Linked DNA regions of Homo sapiens: region 2 is linked to region 1. The links are chromatin loops, found by intact Hi-C in ENCODE. Cell type or tissue: Calu3. All regions are shown on one strand. Each heading gives the region's core, and the rest is flanking DNA. Links, peaks and the distances in the headings are about the cores only. Region 1 overlaps MYLK (myosin light chain kinase). Region 2 overlaps KALRN (kalirin RhoGEF kinase).

Region 1 (2,918 bases), core at 230-2,729:
AGTTAGTGTTCAGGAGAATCTGATCATTCTACCTTTTAGGGTGGTGAACCCTAAAGTCCATAGTTAATACCCAAGACAGAAACAGCAGCTCCTCAATCTACTGCTTGGGCTGTCAGATGCTGTCACAGGGCAAAGTGTGCATGGGCCCCAAACAGGGGTGAGTACTGGGTAGCTGTTGAGAGCGCCCTGGGTGCCTGCCCTGGAGCTCTGGCTGTCGGCAGTCCAAAAGCCACAATGGAGCTGGAGGTGGCAAGCAAGACCACTGAAGGGAAGGGCTATGTCTTAATCAGAAAAGGTGAGGCCTCTGAGGTTGGGAAAGAAGTCTAAAATGGACATGACTTTAAAGAGAATCACACAATCGCCAAGGATGAGATGAGAGTTTCAGACTTTTCATCAACTCATGACTACTGCATCTTGGGGGAACCATTTAGTGTTCTACCTCACGTAGGAGGAAGGCTGGAGGGATATGGAACTCACACATGAGAAGTACCACTAGAATAATAAGTATGTTCAATAGACATTTAGGTTAGTTCAGTGATGATATTATAAACAGGGTTTTAAGAGAAGCAACAATATTGGAGTCAATGAGTGATGGGACACCAGGTGGACCAGTCACTGGACTAGGTCTTCGACACAGAATCATCCTATTTACTGTCAGGGAGGCCCCTGTCTTGACCTGTGGTGCTGCTGCCTGATATAGTGGTTCACCAGTTGAGTCATCCTTTATTTCTTGTTCCTGTGCCACATTTTCCCGGCGTGGCATGGAGACCAGTGTATTCCAAGCAGCAGAGTGAGAGGGAAAGGAGAGGGCAGCTTTCCTGGCCTGGTGTCAGGAGAAGCAGTCTTGCCAATGGCCCGGCAGCAGGAGGCTTTCCCTGCGTGCCTTGAAGGGGGCATCCAGTCCTAGAGCTGGCCCCTGCCTGTCACTGTGAGTCCAGGTAGACAGCCACAGGGCCAGCCTCTGGCCTCACTCATGAGCCCACATCCATGCCTCACCTTCGCCTCTCACCCCAGAGGTCTGTGGCAGATCTGATTCTCATGCTAATGCTCTGGGGGAAGGACCTAGATCATTCTCAAGGAATTCCAGCCCCTCTTTCTAGTGCACTGTGTTCCTTTATGCTGCAGGAAACTCGGATCAAGAGTCCGGACTAAGCAGGGAGCAGTGGCAAGTGCCTGTAGTCCCAGCTATTCGGGAGGCTGAGGCGGGAGGAATGCTTGCGTCTAGGAGTTCAAATCCAGCCTGTGCAACAGAGTGAGACCCGATCTCTTTAAAAAAGAGAAAGATTCCAGGCTGCTACATCCCCTTCTGCTTTTCCCTTCTTGTCCTGCCTCTCTTCTATTTGACCACAAGGGGAGGAGTGAGAGAGAAGTAGAGGAAAGACCACAGTTCAATTAGCAGAGCTCTTGGTGCATAAAGGGTTGTTGAGAAAGGTGAACTGGTTTCCATCTTTCCACTAGGGAAGGGTCTTCCACTGAACTTAAAAAAAAAAAAAATCTGTTCAGAATGAGCTATGAGATCCATGAGCTAAGTGGAAGGCTATTTGGAAGATGGTTCTGAGATATTTCTGCAAACAGATGAGAGTCTCGTTACCCTGGAGTGTTTGGGAGAGGATCAGCTGAGTGCTCAGGACCCTCACATGGCACAAGTCCAGTCAGTCCCCTGGACAGAGAATTGTCCCTTCCTGCAGCCAAGGACTGTTGCACACCCAGAGAACACTAGAGGGCACCCCCGCCCCGGAGACGGCCTCTGAGGCCAGGGCGTAGCTGCAGCCTGGGATGGGAGCGGTACAGGCTTTATATCTCGAACTGTCCTGGGGGTTGCAAGGAGGCTCCAGTTCTGCAAGAAGCCTCAGTCACAGTAGCTGTTTTGCTAACAATTATACAGACTAGAACAAATTAGGGTAAGGAGCAGGGATGGAGTGGATTTGAGTGACAGCAGGATTTGAGGAGGAGTACAGTTCAAGACCTGGCTGGGCTGGGAGGGAGCGGGGCTGTGGTAAGGTTCTGGCTCTGTGCACTTGGGTTTGGGAGTACATTGTCAGTTCAGGGACCCTAGTCTTAGGAGTGGCTCTGGCATAGAGAAGCCACTGGAGCTCCACGGGGAACCCATGCTTTGTCCCCCAGTGTATCCCCAGTGCCCATGGCAGTGCCTAGAACACAGGAGGGGCACAGAACACATGGTGAGTGGATGTGGGATGAGGGCTAGGGTACCAACAGGGATGCAAATGAGGCATGAGAATGAAGTAGAAGAGCGAGAGGCAGGAGTGGCAGTGGCTGTGGTGGTAGTGGTGAAGGTCAGAGCCAACATTAGCCGGGCTTCATGGAGTGTGGGTTAATCAGCACTGCCTTTTTAATATGATCCCACCCCATCTGCTCCACAGAAATGACCTACAATGACCTGTCACTTGATCCCACCTCTCTGCCAACACACACACACACACGTGCGTGAACACACACGCCACTTCCCTGAGAGCCATTTCCCTCTTCAGCAGAGGGATGGCCTATGAAGCTTTATAACTAACAAGCATCTGAGCAGACCGTGGAGGACTTTTGCCTGGAATCCCCTCAACCAGAGTCCTCTGCCCTGAGGCCTAACACTTGCCAACTGTTCTGCCCTCTTCCTCCTCCCCCTTGGTAATCCAGCCAGCCTCAGCTGGGGAGTAGCTTCCTGTCTGGAAGCCCTGGGTGGACTGGACTCCTCCTCTGGATTTCAAGTGATTTCAACATTGCCCTTTGTCTATTCCCAGCTGGGAGGGGTGGCAGCAGGGGAGGGGAGTCTGAAGGCCCAGAGAGGGTTCAGCGGGCTGATGGCAGGGAACAAGGGAGAGGCCACTTGCCCCAGACAGGCAGTCACAGCTCTTCCTCCTGGCAGAGTCTCCACACAGCCCTGGGAGCAGCTGTCCTAGACCCCTGGGGGC
Region 2 (2,918 bases), core at 136-2,635, 430 kb after region 1:
CTTCTGTGGACCCGTTTGCTTCTTTGTGATAGGGGGTTTTACATAGAATTGTTTCAACGAATAAATGAGATCATGAATGTAAAGCAGTTAGCCTGGCATATACCGACTACTCAAAGGTATTATTCAAGGACCTCTACGCTCTGGCCCCGGTATTACCTGTCCCATAGGCTTAGCTCCAGTGACTTGAACTACTTGGTGATCTCTGTGCCTTTGCTCCTGTTTTTCCATCCTCTAATATTCATCTTTTTGTGGTGCTCCTTTATATATTTTGTGCTGTAGGTATTTGTGTACTTGTCTTGACTTCCTTACTCAACTGTATGTTGTTTGAGGGCAGGACCTGGGTCTGACTCATTCTGTACTATACTAGCATAAGAGACACAAAGTGTTTGTGGAATGGATATTTACCTCAGTGAAACAGCTGCCTAGACTTGGGTTCCATATGAATTAGTTAATTGATAATGTATTTATAATAGCCTCATGGATATTTATTGGGTCCTACTGTGTTTAGGGGCTCAGTGGTAAATGCATCAGGTACAGTCTAGGCCCTGTCGTGTAATGGGGAAACAGGCTGGTAGAGTGGCCATAATGCATGTGGTAAGGATGGTGACAGGGCAGGTACAGGGCTGTGGCTGGGGAGGTACAGGGCTGTGACGGGAGACACTGAGGAGGATATGGGAGCACATAGCAGAGACAACAAACATAGTCCTAACATCTCGAGGGCTTGCTGGAAGAAGAGGTCTTCCACCTGAGACTAGAAAGATGAGTAGAACCTTGACTCAGGTACATAGTAAAATTGCTTTAAGTCTCAGTTTAAAAAATCTTGTTTTATTTGCATTTACTCGCAAGCACTTACAGAAATACTTCCTTAGTACTAGGTTTTCTGAAGTGATCTCTCACTCTCAACCAAGGCAGTTGTTAACATTTGAAGGTTTCTAGGGACTGGGACAAGGGTTGTTGATTGTATTCAACTTTTACCAAGCCAACAGCTGTGGCTGGAGACAGAAAGTTTTCTCTTTTAAGAGCTGGGTGGAAGATTATTCTCTTCTATCTGGGAAAAGATAATCATATACTTTCATGCTGTCAGGGTGGGGCCTATTCTGTTTTTGTTTGTTGCTTGCTTGTTTTGTGGCTTCAGCTGTGTGGATACAGAGCAGGAAGGCTAGAAGCAGGAAGAGGCTGGGGTGTTTTTCTGACCCTACAGATAGTTCTTCTTGGGTCGGGAAGAGAGACTGTAGTAGCAAACATGATCTGCAGCTGCAGAGGAAGCAGAGGGGATTTTTGCATCAAGGACAGACGTGGGGATGAGGAACTGTATACAAGTCAGGAAACTTGATACCAGAGAGAGGAGGCCACAGAAGATAAGGGGTCTCCGTAGACCCTGTACAAAAGAAATGTACAAGAGGAAGACAAATGGATTAAGAATCATTGTGATGGATAATCAGAAAGATTATGAATGATACTTACATGTTTCTTTAAAAGGGATTACTTTTTTGGCTTAATGCTTGTACTCTGTTCTCTTATTTTATTATTTTATTTTTAAAGGTATTAAACTGTGCTGCTTTTTAACCACACCTAACATTTAGGACCCAGAGCCCAAGACATCTACTGCCACCTGGTGGTAGAGTATACCACCTGTGGGATTTGGAATTGATGAGACTACATTGATTGAAAATTGATTCTGCAGTCAAAATATGGAATCATAGAACATAGAGTTGTTGGAGATATTAAAGATTACATAGTTTTTCTTCTAATAAAACCCAACGTCTTTTTATATAAGTATTTTAGTTGAATGCCTCCAATGACAGAGAGCTCATGATCTGGCCTGACAGGCTATTTTGTCTTTCATTCTTGTTAGTTAGAATGTTTTTTCTTTTTATTTATTTTTAAATAGAAAAGTCACTTGTATTTATTTGTCTTCATGTTTACCTCTGGAAAAAACTCACAAGTTTAGTGATTCATCTATATAATAAGCTTTCAAATATTTGCAGGAACGTGTTTGTTTCCCCATAATCTTTTTGTCTTCAGGTTAAACAGTCATAGTTCCATATTTATTATTCTGATGTCATGCTTCTCAGAATCCCCATAGCATTTCTTTCCTCTAGTTGCATTCTATGTTGCCAGTGTTCCTGCTGCCAGAATTGGATCCAACCCATTGTTCCAGACAAGATCAGGTTAGTGAACTCTAGTACTTGCAGGCTGTCTGAACACGAAACTTCTAACACCTTCTGTATAGTATGAGTTAGCTTTCTGTAGCCTTTCCACAATGCTGACTCCTCTTAGGTTTGTGGTAACTGAAAGCCCAAGAATTTGTATCCTTTCCCACACTGTAAAACTTTTTTTTAAAAAGCTAAAAGCAAGGCTGTACTTTAGAAAGAAAGCTTAATGACACAAGTTTAACACAAATACATTCTAAATTTCAGAGGTTACTCGTAAAGCCAAAGCCTTTTTGAACTCCATACCAACTCAGTTTCTCTTTGGAGGTAGATCCTGGTATTAGTTATTAGGGGTCCTTCCAGATCTTTCTGTGCATTTACATAGATAGATAGATAGATATCATCAGAAATGTGTAAATTGTGTATGTGTGTTTGAGGTTAACATATCATTTTGCAAGTTTTCTGCATGCAGCATGTCCTGGAAATCTTCTGCATAGTGTATTTCACAGTGTGGATATTCCATAGTTTTCTTAGCAATTCTTCGATTATTTCTGGTGTTTAAAATCATCATAAACAGCGTCTCCTTGTACACATGTACAAGTGCTTCTCTAGGGTAGATACAAAAGACTGGGTGAGTGATACATATATGTTTATTTTAAAATGTAGATCTCAGACATGAAATTTGCCCTTGTTAATTTTGACCTAGTGTTCGAATCTGCCCAGATAATTTTATGTCTTGATTTTGATCATCTATTATAATATTAA

What was found. A loop is a pair of places that touch in the nucleus more often than their neighbours do. Peaks named below come from ENCODE experiments on the same cell type or tissue, not always from the same donor. Only the 100,000 strongest peaks of a DNase experiment are listed, where the experiment ranks them.
Region 2: it touches region 1 in a loop (12-fold over the local background); 9 of 110 quality-filtered maps call a loop at or near these places.

Annotation. Positions count from the first base shown.
Region 1 is chr3:123,650,814-123,653,731 of GRCh38, forward strand. All of the region lies in intron 24 of MYLK (myosin light chain kinase), which reads right to left. The region is part of intron 1 of LOC124909421 (a long non-coding RNA gene); the gene reads left to right. Among named protein-coding and RNA genes, the nearest start is that of MYLK-AS2, 37 kb to the right of the region's middle. RefSeq lists an enhancer at 2,899-2,918. In Calu3, for the core only: a CTCF peak has its summit at 1,733 (motif pointing right); a DNase peak (open chromatin) is centred at 1,728.
Region 2 is chr3:124,077,922-124,080,839 of GRCh38, forward strand. The region is part of intron 1 of KALRN (kalirin RhoGEF kinase); the gene reads left to right. Among named protein-coding and RNA genes, the nearest start is that of KALRN, 46 kb to the left of the region's middle. In Calu3, for the core only: no CTCF peak of the experiment used is centred there; a DNase peak (open chromatin) is centred at 1,610.